2 separate regions of the Mus musculus genome follow, and region 1 is linked to region 2. Evidence: chromatin contacts called from ENCODE Hi-C or POLR2A ChIA-PET data. All regions are on one chromosome and are shown on one strand. The core of a region is the stretch at or near the end of the contact, and the rest is flanking DNA. Distances in the headings are between cores, read along the strand shown.

Region 1 (5,988 bases), core at 1,569-4,068, 450 kb before region 2:
CAGGTCTGCACCATAGTCCCATCATTTAGCGAAGTCAAGGCAGGAACCAACATGGTTTGCTCAGCTCAGGAATGACACCACTCACAGTGGGCTGAGCTTACTGGTTTGCTCAGCCCATGAATGACACCACATCAATCATTAATCAGGAAATGCCCACACAAGCTTACCTACCAACCAATTTGATGGGAGCATCGTTTTCTCAACTGAGTTTCCCTCTTCCTAGATGAACCTAGCTTGTGACAAGTTGAAAAAGAAAGAAAGGAAGAAAGAAAGAAACCAAACAACCAAAAAAAAAAAAAAAAAAAAAAAAACCCAAAACCAAAGAGCAACAGTCTTAGACAACTGCACCAGAAACAGGTTGCATATCCTTCCTTTTCCCCATTCTGCCAGCCCTGTTCATTCCCCATCCCCATCCCCATCACTATCCCCAACCCCTCCGCAGGGTGGGGGCAGGGGCGATGAAGTCAAGCTAGTGATAAAAGGTGGAGGTGGATAGCCCCTCCTCCTCTGGCTTGGCAGAGTTCCTATTAGGAACTATTAAAAACACTTGGACAGCCAGCACCTTACACTTACTATGCCCGTCCTCCAGCAGCAGGCATTCAGCCCTGACGCTTTAAATGGAAACTGTTCTCAGGCCAGGGACCAGGGTAGGCTCCAGGGCTGTAAAAAGTCCGCATATGGAGTGCAGTGAGCTTATACACCTTCAAATTAATCAACAGCCTCACCCAGTCCATGAAAACGCCTATCGTCCATCCAGTGTAAAAAGAAGCGTTCCTAGTTTTATGATTTAAAAAAAAGAAAAAAAGCACTTGGGAAATTAAAAGGGCTGAGAAACTCTTCAGCTAAGGCTATCTTTGGGATGAAAACTAACACAACTTTCCAAAGATAAATGTTTATAAAACATCTCCTTGGGAGTCAGATGTGTTATTTTCTCGCCGTCTTTAAAACATTAGTTTATTCGAAAGAATTACGTGAAAGACAGCTGCAGGTTTTCCTTTTCTCTCCAAAGCTCTGGGCCTGAAGGCTCACGCTAACTGTTATTTTGCCAGCTGTCCCCAGAGATCAGTGCCATAAACTATGGTTCCTATGGCAAAGATTTGAAAACGAGTTAATACGGAGCTAATACCCTGTGAGCTGCTGTGTTCTGAACGCACACCAGCTCAAACGCGGAGCAAAGTTACACTGGATGGAGCTCATCGGTTTGGTTCCAACCCGTCCTTTCCCTCAGGATTCAAGCAGATACACCACCCTACAAATGCGTACTCTCAGTCCGGTTCCACTACTTCACACCAGAAATGCTGAGTCATGGTTCCGGGGCTGGGGAAGGGGCTCTCTGCGCCCTTGCACGTTCTCAGTGTGGGTCCCGGAGGCTGGGTGCAGCACCCGGGATGCAGAGGCTGGGGCTGGAAATGCCCGGGTTAGGGAGGCTATTAGCATCCCAGTACGCAAAGCCCGGTGCTCAGAGTAGGGTGCCTGACACCTCTCCCTAGCTCCTACCTGGAACACCCACAGCATAGCAGCTTCAGGAGCATCGTAGGCCACCTGGTCCGGTCCCTTTATTCCTCATCTGCCCAGCAGTACAACCTCCCTGGAGAAGCTGACAACTTGGAGCATCGCCACCCTCTGGAACCCGCTAATCGCGGGTAGGAAAAGCTCCAGCGAGAAGTCTGCCATCCTTGAAGCCCCGGGGGACATAGCAGGCAGAACTCGGTCCCAACTCCGCAGCCAGGAAGCGCGGGAGAACCTAGGTTTAGCTGGGAAGATATAGGGCAGAGCAGAGATCTCCCCGAGTAGCGCGGAGAGTACCCAAAACAGAGCCAGAAGAAAACGATGTAGTGCTTCAGAACCTGAGCAAAGCCTTGAGAACCTTAAGCTGTCCCGGGTAATGACCAGAGGTAGAGCCAGGTGGATTCAGGACTAAGCCTGGAGCAATAGGATCAGAGTCCGACCCGAGAGAACCCAGCCAGAGCAACGAGATCTCGGGGCAGAGCGGAGAGAACCTCGTTCAGAGAAAATCTGGGGCTGCGCTGACAGAATACTAGAGTTGTGAGGGCCTGGGACAGACCCTGGAGAACACTTAAGATAGAATCAGGAGCGCCAAGCATAGAGCCCAGAGGACCTGGGGCAGAGATTGGAGAACGGAACAGGGCAGAGATGCAAAGCGTAGAACCTAGAGGACCAGACTGAACAGCCAGAACACAAGATAAATCCAGGAGGATCTGGCTGATGACTAAAAGACCAGGGGTAGAACTGAGAGAAAGGGGAGAACAACCTAGAGGAGGTACCGAGGGACCTGTCAGAAGTGTCCCCGCCGTACCATCCCTTCTCCAAGGAGAGGCGTCTAGACCCCAGGACGCACAGGCTCACCTGAAGGACAGCACGCACAGTGGCCGATAGGACTTGTGGCTGGTGCTGTCCGCCAGGCCCTTGCCCCAGAAGTCGTTAGCGAAGATGGCCCAGCGCAGCGGTGTCCCGGGCCGCACGTCGGGGTTGTTCACGATCGCCCACACATCGTCGTGTACAAACTCGCCCCGCAGCGAGCGGCCGTAGCAAAGGCAGCTGGCCCCAGCTAGCAGCGCCGCGGCCCCCGCTGGAACCAGCCCGCAGCGCGGGCGCCGCGAGGGCGCGCGCTCCCCGCCGCCGCGGTCCCCGCGGGTCACCAGCATCGCACCGCCCGCACGGCCGCTCCCGCGCAGCGCGCATCCTCCCCGGCCGGGACCCGGGCGCGCAGCGGCCTGCTTGGCTCAGGCATCGCACGCCCACTGTCCCCGCCCGGGCGCCCGGTGCTCTGCCGCCGCGGTGGCCCAGCTGCAAATAAACAGCGATCCCCCCGCCTCCCCGGGCCATCGCCGCCGCCTCCGCCCACTCTGCGCATGCCCGCTTGCGCGCCTCCGCCTCCTGGATCCTGGGACCTGAGGTCCCCAACACCTGGCCTCTACCAGCTGGCGCTGAGTCCGGGACAGCCAGAGCGCGCAGGTTTAGCGGGTCGCCGCAGGGCTTGAGGGGACACGCGGGAAGGCCACCCAGGGTCCCACCGGGTACGCCCAACTGCTTTCCCAGACCAGTCCCCAGCCGGTCTCAGCTGCGGAGGGGCAGGTCCCCGCCGCCTCCCGGCCGCAAATCGGCAGGCTTGTCAGGTACTCAGTCTGGACCCGGACACCCTCTCTCCCTGGAGGCGTGAGCGATTCGAAACCAGCTGGACAGATGGGGGACAAGCTCCAGCACCCGCAGGGCTTAAAGTCTTCCAAGGTGCTATGCCCCAGTCCTGGGAACGCAACGCGCGCAGCAGTCCTTTCCCCAAAGCCCAGGGGTGCATCCCCGGCTGTGAACTGCCTCCTTGCTGTTTCTGCTGCTGCTTATAATAAGCCCGGTTTTGATTTTTATTTCCGTATGGGAAGCTCTTCCTTTTGTTTTTCCCTTAAACTCTTAAGCAATGAAGGAGGCGCTGAACACATTACTTCTGGCTTTCTTTTGGTTTTGGTTTTGAGACCCTGCCTTAGGCTGACATTCAGGCAGTCCTGGGCATTGGCTACAGAAGCCAGGCTGATCTCGAATCCTAGAGTACCCCCTACCTCAGCTGCCCAGGCCCAGCTACTTTACCTGCTATTTTACTGGTTGGATCTCTTGGGAATAATTATTGTCTCCTGGGAGACTGCCTTGACCCTTAAATACAAATTAAAACTATGGACTGCCTTGGCATTGCCTCTGGCTCAGAAACTTCCTGTCTTTCTCGAAACTGTTCTACTTTTGAATGCCAATCACAACAAATAAATGAGGTATTCCAGAAAAACACTGACTTCCCCTAATACTGAAAAGCCCCGTTGGTTCTTTCAGGCCACTTGTGAATGGACATGGCTTTATTACTGAAATTAACTGAGACTTCATACATCCAGACCCCAAACCTCAAAATAAAGTCGTCATTAAAACAAACAAAAGCCAAACAACATCAAACTTTTGACAAGAAAGAAAAGAAACTTGAAATGGAAAGGAGAATTTGTTCTTTGAGCCTCCCGATGGCTCCTTAAATTTAAACACCAGAGCACTTAATGCAGCAGTTCCCAAATTAACAGGGACATAGTCCAAGACAGGATCCATTCTTGCCTCTTTTGATGTTTTGTTTATTGTTGGTTTTTCTTGGTGAATCAAAATTGGTGAGAGAGGAGCAAAGCTGAAATCTTGTGTCCCAATGACAGCTTTCTTAGAACATCTGACCCTCAGTGACTGCTGAACCGAGACACACAGACACAGACACACACACACACACACACACCACACACACTTGTGTCCTTTGCTCCCTCCAGAGTAATAAAAAAAATGGATGTAGGTTTTACCTGGTGCACATTGTGCTAATGAAGGGTAGAGACACAAAGCTACTCAAGTACTGTGTGTGTGTGTGTGTGTGTGTGTGTGTGTGTGTGTGTGTGTGTGTGGTGAACAAGAGCTAACTAGGGACAATACCCTAAACCCAGGAGAGTGACTTCAAGAAGCACACTTCTTCACAGCATTCTTTCACAAGAGGCACACCTCCCCTCATCACAGCAGTTTGGGATTTTAGGTGAAGCAGAGTCAGAGTTGTCAGTGACAATGATCCTAATGAAGGGAACCCGAGATGAGACTCTAGAGAGAGGGAGAGGCATTCAGGAAGCTTAGCATGTATGTTCAGTATGTGGCATCTCAGTGCAGGCTGTCTCCAGCGATCAGTGACATTTTCACTATGTCTGCTTCAAATGATGGATTTGGAGTTCATTCAGAATCTAGATGGTCTCTCACTTACAAGGTTCAGCCCAGAGCTTTCCAGTTTGGCAGTGGTGTAAGAGCCATCCACTGCACAGAAACTGCACTTTGGGAAAGCACACAGTCAATGATGTGGTGATGCTGTGGTGTTCAGGTTGCTAACCTTGAAGCTCCACTGTCTGGAAGTATTAAATGTGTTTCAATTTATCACATCTTCAGAGCCCGACACATCTATGTTCAGAGCATGAACTGTGAACCAGGAGCACCCATAGGAAGATTCTCCGGGGACATCATTTCCTGACCTAATCCTGCTCTGTGCCGTAGAGTGCCACCGTCAGACAGCAGGTGCCATCAAACTGCTTGCTCCTCTCTCAAGGCACAGAACAACCATCTCAGCTAATAAAGGGCCCAAAAGGAAATTAGATTTAATATCTCACTGCTTAGTCTCCAATTATGGTTAAGAGCTTGGTAATTGCAGGAGTACTGCCTTCTAAGATATCTGTGTCCACCCAGGGCATTCTAAAACAAACGATTCCACCAGTACATTTGAGGCTCAGACAGGATCATTCATAAACATCACGGGAATGGGATTACTCAACAGTATTAGCACAACACTGGAAATTAATCAGTGGCAAGTCAATATTTTAATAAAACAGATTTTAAATTGACTGTTAAGATCCATTGTTTGGCCAAACCTTAGTGAGGGTTCATAATGTTATCTCGGGCCCATAGATGCTGTCCACTTTCCTGTAAAATCCAGTTTCAGCAAAGATACCTCTTAAATTTGATGATGCTAAGTATCTGATCAGCTTTATATTTACCATTCACTCAATGATGTCTGACCACCTTGGCTTCAGAATAATCCCGGTAGATCAGTTTAGGCAGAATCTTCTTGTACCTGCTACTTTTCTTGATACTGTGATAAAAACACCTGGAAAATGCAGTTTATGGGAGGAATGATTTATCTAGATAACAATCTGGGGAGATGGAGTGAGTCCTGGCAAGAAAGGCCTGGGGGTGAAAGAAAGATGGCAAGAGCTTGCTTTATCCCAGAGGATCAGGAAGCAGAGAGAGGATTGCAAGTAGGTCTGGGTTATATAAGTCAAGGCCCACCCCCACTGGCCTTTTGCATTCAAAGCACAGCACCTTCTTAACTCTGGCAGGGTATTTTAGCAGGATCCCATCCCCTGACACCCCACCCGGCGCGCGCACACACACACACACACACACACACACACACTTGGCTCCTGAATA
Region 2 (5,886 bases), core at 337-2,836:
AGCTATTCCTTATCTAAGCTACAATAATATAACTCAAGAAATGCATCAGACCTATAATAGCCAACTCTTCAAATATTTCAAAAGCAATGTGTGAAGAATAGTTATTCAGCTGTGTCGGCAAACAGAGCAAACATTTAGCCTGGATGCTTAATTGTTCCCAGGCAACTAAGTCTCAAGGTCGATTAAACTTGCAAGAAGATCTATGTTCTCTGATATAAAGAATGTCGAATCCTTAACCTGGCTTATGGTAATGCACACTCAGGGATGGGAGGGGTAGAAAGGTTACCTTCTTCTTCTCGATGTTCCTAATTTTGTGTTTAAGGCATATAAGTCCATTATCAATATAGGTTTCATATGCCTGGGAAGGAGATGCAGCAGAACTGAGAGTAGACTGCAGGGGGCTCAGAGCCCGCTGGTTTTCCCCTTGCTGATCCTGGTTCACTTGGGACTTGGCTGACTTCATACTTCCCACTTTTCCCTCCTCTGAATGGCCGGCCTGAAGGTGACTGGTAACCGAAAAGGGATGGAGAGAGTTGCACCACTGAAACAGATGAGGCTAAAGGATGGGGGCAGGAGGAGTTAAGTACCAATGTAAACTAAAGGTGCACAACGAGGAGCTTCTTTAAAATGAAATGAAGTCAAAACATAACGTTGATTCAGACAGCGTACTTCCACTCCCCTACTAAGGTTAATTGACACAAGCAATAGCCAATAAAGACAGTCTATACGTAGGCAAAATTTACACTATAGGAATGTTTCCAGAAGTTCTATTCCCCACATGGAGAACTGCTAAGCAAGCGGAAGGCTTCTGATCTCATTCTGAATAATTTCTATGGTCGGGGGCGGAGGGTGAGGGTTGCAGCCACAACTTCAAGCTATCTCAAAGTCTACGTGAACCAAGTTTCTTGTACTAAATGACAACACTCTTTGACTGTCCAGGACCTAACCAAGTGCATCCCCCTGGACACTGCTGCCAAGTCTCACAAACTGTACGCCGAGGTGGCTTCCAGTTGTGTTTACAGTAACTCACAATCACTCACTCCTATACTGGCAAGCCTTCCGCTACCCGCACCAAGGAACCGGGAAACCAAGGAGTCGGACACTTCAACTCTATTCAGAAATCCTGCCCGTAAGGAGCAAGACCAGAGCTAGACAGCCCCTGGACACCATTGCTCGTTCAAGTGCCCCAAGGGCCCGAGTAGAGGAGCCCCAGTCAGGGTCACAGTCTAAGGGCCCACGCAGCCCACCAGACGCAGAGCGCTCTGCAAAGCCGCTGAGAAGCCCGACCCCAGAATGCTGGGGCACCACGCTTCTCCACCCCGCCGCGGCCGCGCAGACCCACCCACCCCGCCGCCGTCCTGCTTCACCTCCCCGGCTGCCTCCGAAAGCGCGCGGGAGTCCTGCGCGCTGCAAAGTGGGCGAACTCCACCCCGCACTCCCTTCTCCCCCCGCGTCCCTTCCTCCCGCCTCAGCTTAGCCTGCGGCCACCGCCGACAGTGCACCCAGCCAACTCCGCTGCTCGCGCCCAAGCTGTCCCCCTCAAGGCGCGCGCAACTTATGTAGGCCGCGCACGGCGCGACCACGCCCAAATCCCGCCTATTTCCGGTCCTCTGCCCCGCCCTCTAGCACGCGAGCTCCCCTCGGAGGCTTCGCCTTCCGGTGTCCCCTCCCACTCCCCTCTCGTGCGCTAGACCACCACAGTCCGCCCTTTTCCGGTACCCGGGACCTGCGAGGGACAGGTCCTTTCCGGTGCCCCTCTCTGCAAGCCTGCGCTTGGCGCGTACCTTCCCTGCGCTTCTCTGTTGCGCCTGAGGCTGGTGTGAGATACTGCACCTGGTAGCATGGATGGGCCCGCTTGTTTCAGCCAGCACTGGTGCAGATGATTTCAATTCTTGGAAAAGAGGCAGCAAGTCCTGCGCAGAATGACCAGATAAGCCAGCCTTCAGGCTCTAATGGTTTAAATGGGCACTTCTAAAATACAAGAGCACCCTTGCCCCACAGATGATTTTTCATTGTAGAATGAGTCAGAGGACTCAGCCTGTAAGAGCAGCAGAGTAGATGACTGCAGCCTTTGTAGTAGGAGGGTATGCGCCAAGGCTATGTGTCGCTATGAAGCAATTCATTTCATTGGCACTAAAAGAGTTGTTAAAATTATTTGTTGGGCCGGGCAGTGGTGGCGCACGCCTTTAATCCCAGCACTCGGGAGGCAGAGGCAGGCAGATTTCTGAGTTCGAGGCCAGCCTGGTCTACAGCGTGAGTTCCAGGACAGCCAGGGCTACACAGAGAAACCCTGTCTCGAAAAAAAGAAAAAAAAAACAACAACAAAAAAAAGTTATTTGTTGGGTTGCATAAAGTTAACAGAAAACAGGAAGAATGTCAGCTTCTGAAGGACTGGTGGTAGTTCCTGTATCAAATGAGGTTTTAGGGGTAGATTACTCCCTAATACCAGGGAGGCAGGAACAGACCTAAACAAAAAACACTACCTCATAAACTAAATAAAATAATAAAGTTAATAAATTAAAACTTGTGCCCAAGTATTTTACCAAATAGAATTGGTTTTAAGTCCTATCCTTGAGGCAAGGGTAATTATTTAGAACAGGGCAGTCAAAAGCATAATCAAGTAAATAAATGGAAAGTCTGGACAAGACCACCCAAAAATCACCTTGGCTTTGGCACTTCTTGTTACCTATTACATGTTTACCTGCATGTATGTTTATGTACATGGTTGCCTGGTTCCTGCTGTAGGTCAGAAAAGGGTGTTGGATACCCTGGAACTGGAGTTATAAACAGTTGTGAACCACCACGTGGGTGCAGGGAATTGAGCCCAGGGAGGGCCTGTGGAAGAGCAGCCAGTGCTCTTAACCACTGAGTCATCTCTCCTCCCTGTCCTATTATGTTCTTTAATGTTGTATTTTAGCTTTGAATCTCTGAACTATACCTGCAACTTGAATATTAGACAAACACTATGTTGTCTGTTTTCCTCATTTATAACTAGAGAAAGAACAGGCTGCTGAACTGACCAATAGACTTACCTTTTGCCACACAGAGTGGCCATGAAGCCTGTGATGAGCACACCTTCAGATAACTGAACTGACACATTTATATTTGCATATGCCTTTGTTGGCCTATGCTAATAATGAACCCAAAAATAATATTTCCAACCAGGGGTTGTGGCACATACCTTTACAGGCACACAACTCCCAGCACTCAAGAGGCCGAGGCAGGAAGATTATAAGTCTGAGGATAGCCTGAATCTCCAGATTTACCATAACTATCATTTGGGCCATTAGATTGAGATATAATCCTAACTACTCAATGGGAGAATTGCTAATAAATCTGTTAATTTATTTAATAACATGGGACATAGGCTGAATCAAGAGAAAATACAAAAGCACAAATAATTAAATTTCAGTTGCAATAAGGGTATAGTTTGTATAAGCTTGTAATAACACTAGTAAGAGAATACCCCCACAATAATGTTGCAGCAGTGTTTTCTGAAAATTAAAAAAGGAGAATGACATACACACACAAAAAAGGAGAATGAATTGGGAAAAACTCTCAACTTTTCATGCCAGCTCTTCAGCAGCCGAGGCAGGAGGATCACGAGATCTAGACCAGCTTGTACCACTTAGGTACAAAACAACAAACAGAAGAGAGGGGCTCACGGGAGTGAGGGTGGGGTACAGTGGTAGATTGCCTGCCTAGCATGTATGAGGCCTAGGATTCCATCGTCAGCACAACAGAATTGTAAATATGAATTTTAAAATAGGGCTGGAGAGATGGCTCATCGGTTAAGAGCACTGACTGCTCTTCCAGAGATCCTGAGTTCAATTCTCAGCTACCACATGGTGGTTCACAACCATCTGTAGTGGGATCTTATGCCCTCTTTTGTCTGAAGAGAACAATGGTGCACTCATATACATAAGATAAACAAGTAAATCTTAAAAAAAAAAAAAAAAGATTTTGAAAGTATTCAGAGATAGGGGCCAGAGAGGAAGCTCAGTGGTTAAGGGCAGCTCTTCCAGATGACCTGAGTTCAATTCTCAGCATTACAAGAGGGCTCACAACTGTCTGTCTGTAATTCTGTCTTCTGCCTTCTGTGGGCACTAGGCATGCATATTGTTCAGAGACACATATGCTGGCAAAAAGATAACCTCATACACATAAAATTTAAAAAAAAAAAAAAAAACTTTTGCCAGGTGTAGTGGGGCAGCTTATAACCCCAGTACTCTAGGAAATAGAGGCAGATCACTGTGAGTTCAAGCTAGTCTGGTCTATATAAAGAGCCCCAGATCAGCCAAGATTTCATAGTGAGACCCTGTTGCAAAACAAAACAAAACAATGATAGGAATAATAAATAAATCCTTTGGGGGGGGGAAGATATACCCCTAGAATCTTTAGGCTGATGTTTCATTTTCCCTTCCTCAGTTCCTTATTTTTTCATAATTTTTTTTTTTGTCTCATCAATTGGGAAGTAAACTCAGAGTTTACCATGAAATTATTATATTCCAGATGAGTAAAAAATGTCACTTTTAATCAATGAGGAAAGAACATATTCAATGCATTCAATAAACACTTGTTGGACACCTGCAGTGCTAGGTCCACCCCTATAAATGTCAGTCACTGAGACAACCCAGCACCAGCCCATATGGAATTGAGCAGGGATTCATAAAAGTTGCAAGTAAGGCTGGGTATTGCTTCACATGCCTTGAATCCCAGCACTTGGGAGGCAGAAGCAGCAGGATATCTATGAGTTAGTTCAAAGCCAGCCTAGTCTACATTGTGTGACCCTAGCTCAAAAACAAAAACAAAACAAAACAAAAAAGAACCTACAGGTATAAAAAACTAAAGTGTTTGTTTGTTTGTTTGTTTGTTTGTTTGTTTGTTTTTTAATGTGTGCAAGTGTTTTATGTGGGTGGTACCCTCAAAGGCTGGATAGAAGAGGGCTTCAGATTCCCTGGAATCTGAACATACAGACAGTTATGAAGTGCCATGTAGGTGTTAGGAATCAAACTTAGGTCCTCTGCATGAGCAGTCAGTGTCTCCAACACTGATGCTAAAGTGAATTGTTTTGTTTTGTTTTGTTTTGTTTTGTTTTGTTTTGTTTTGTTTATTGAGACAGGATTTCTCTGGGTAACACTCCTGGCTGTCCTAGAACTTGTGCTATAGACCACGCTGGCCTCAAACTTACCTGCCTCTGCCTCTGCCTCTGCCTCTGCCTCCCCAGTGCTGGGATTAAAGGCCTATGTCACCACTGCCCAATTAAATGATTTTTTTAATAAGTTGCCTTGTTCATGGTGTCTCTGCACAGCAATAGAACAGTAACTAAGACAGATAGAAAGAAATTGTTGCCATAACCACACATATACTCATAATTAGATGCTTGTCTAGTTATTATAAAAAGTAATGTTTCATTATGGCATTTCTACACATATATATCACTGAAATTCGGGGTTTTTTGTTTTGTTCATTTGGGGATTTTTTTTTAATTTGATGGATTTTTTTTGGTGGCTTTTTTTTTTTTTTTTTTTGGTTTTTTGAGACAGGGTCTCTTTACATAGTTCTAGCTATCCTGAAACTCCCTATGTAGACCAGGATGGCCTCAAACTCTGCCTCTGTCTCCTGAGATTCTCGGATTACAGGCATGTGCCACCATTCCCTGTAAATTTTGTTCTTATTCAACACCCTTTCTTTGTTTGGTCCCTTCTTCTCCCCATTTAGATTATTTTTGAAAAACTTTTTAGTTTCTAATTAATTAATGTGCAGCTTTGTCTGGCCTAGAACTCACTATGTAGACCAGTCTGGCTTGGAACTCAGAGAACCATCTCAAATTCTGGGACTAAAGGCTGTTTTAGGATCACACTGTAAACCCCAAAATTGTGTTAT

Evidence for each region. A loop is a pair of places that touch in the nucleus more often than their neighbours do. ChIA-PET counts read pairs that join two places held with the same protein, here RNA polymerase II (POLR2A).
Region 1: POLR2A ChIA-PET joins it to region 2 with 13 read pairs in embryonic stem cell. The contact joins the promoter of Tmtc1 here to the promoter of Caprin2 in region 2. A Hi-C loop is called at or near these places in 1 of 37 maps with a recorded cell type or tissue (T-helper 17 cell). POLR2A ChIA-PET finds 5 or more read pairs at or near these places in 2 of 5 experiments (both embryonic stem cell).

What each region holds. Positions count from the first base shown.
Region 1 is chr6:148,441,534-148,447,521 of GRCm38, forward strand. Tmtc1 (transmembrane and tetratricopeptide repeat containing 1) reads right to left here and starts at 2,819. Exons shown (of 20, transcript NM_198967.5): 1 at 2,368-2,819. The coding sequence starts at 2,666.
Region 2 is chr6:148,894,651-148,900,536 of GRCm38, forward strand. Caprin2 (caprin family member 2) reads right to left here and starts at 1,587. Exons shown (of 19, transcript NM_181541.4): 1 at 1,368-1,587; 2 at 287-506. The coding sequence starts at 463.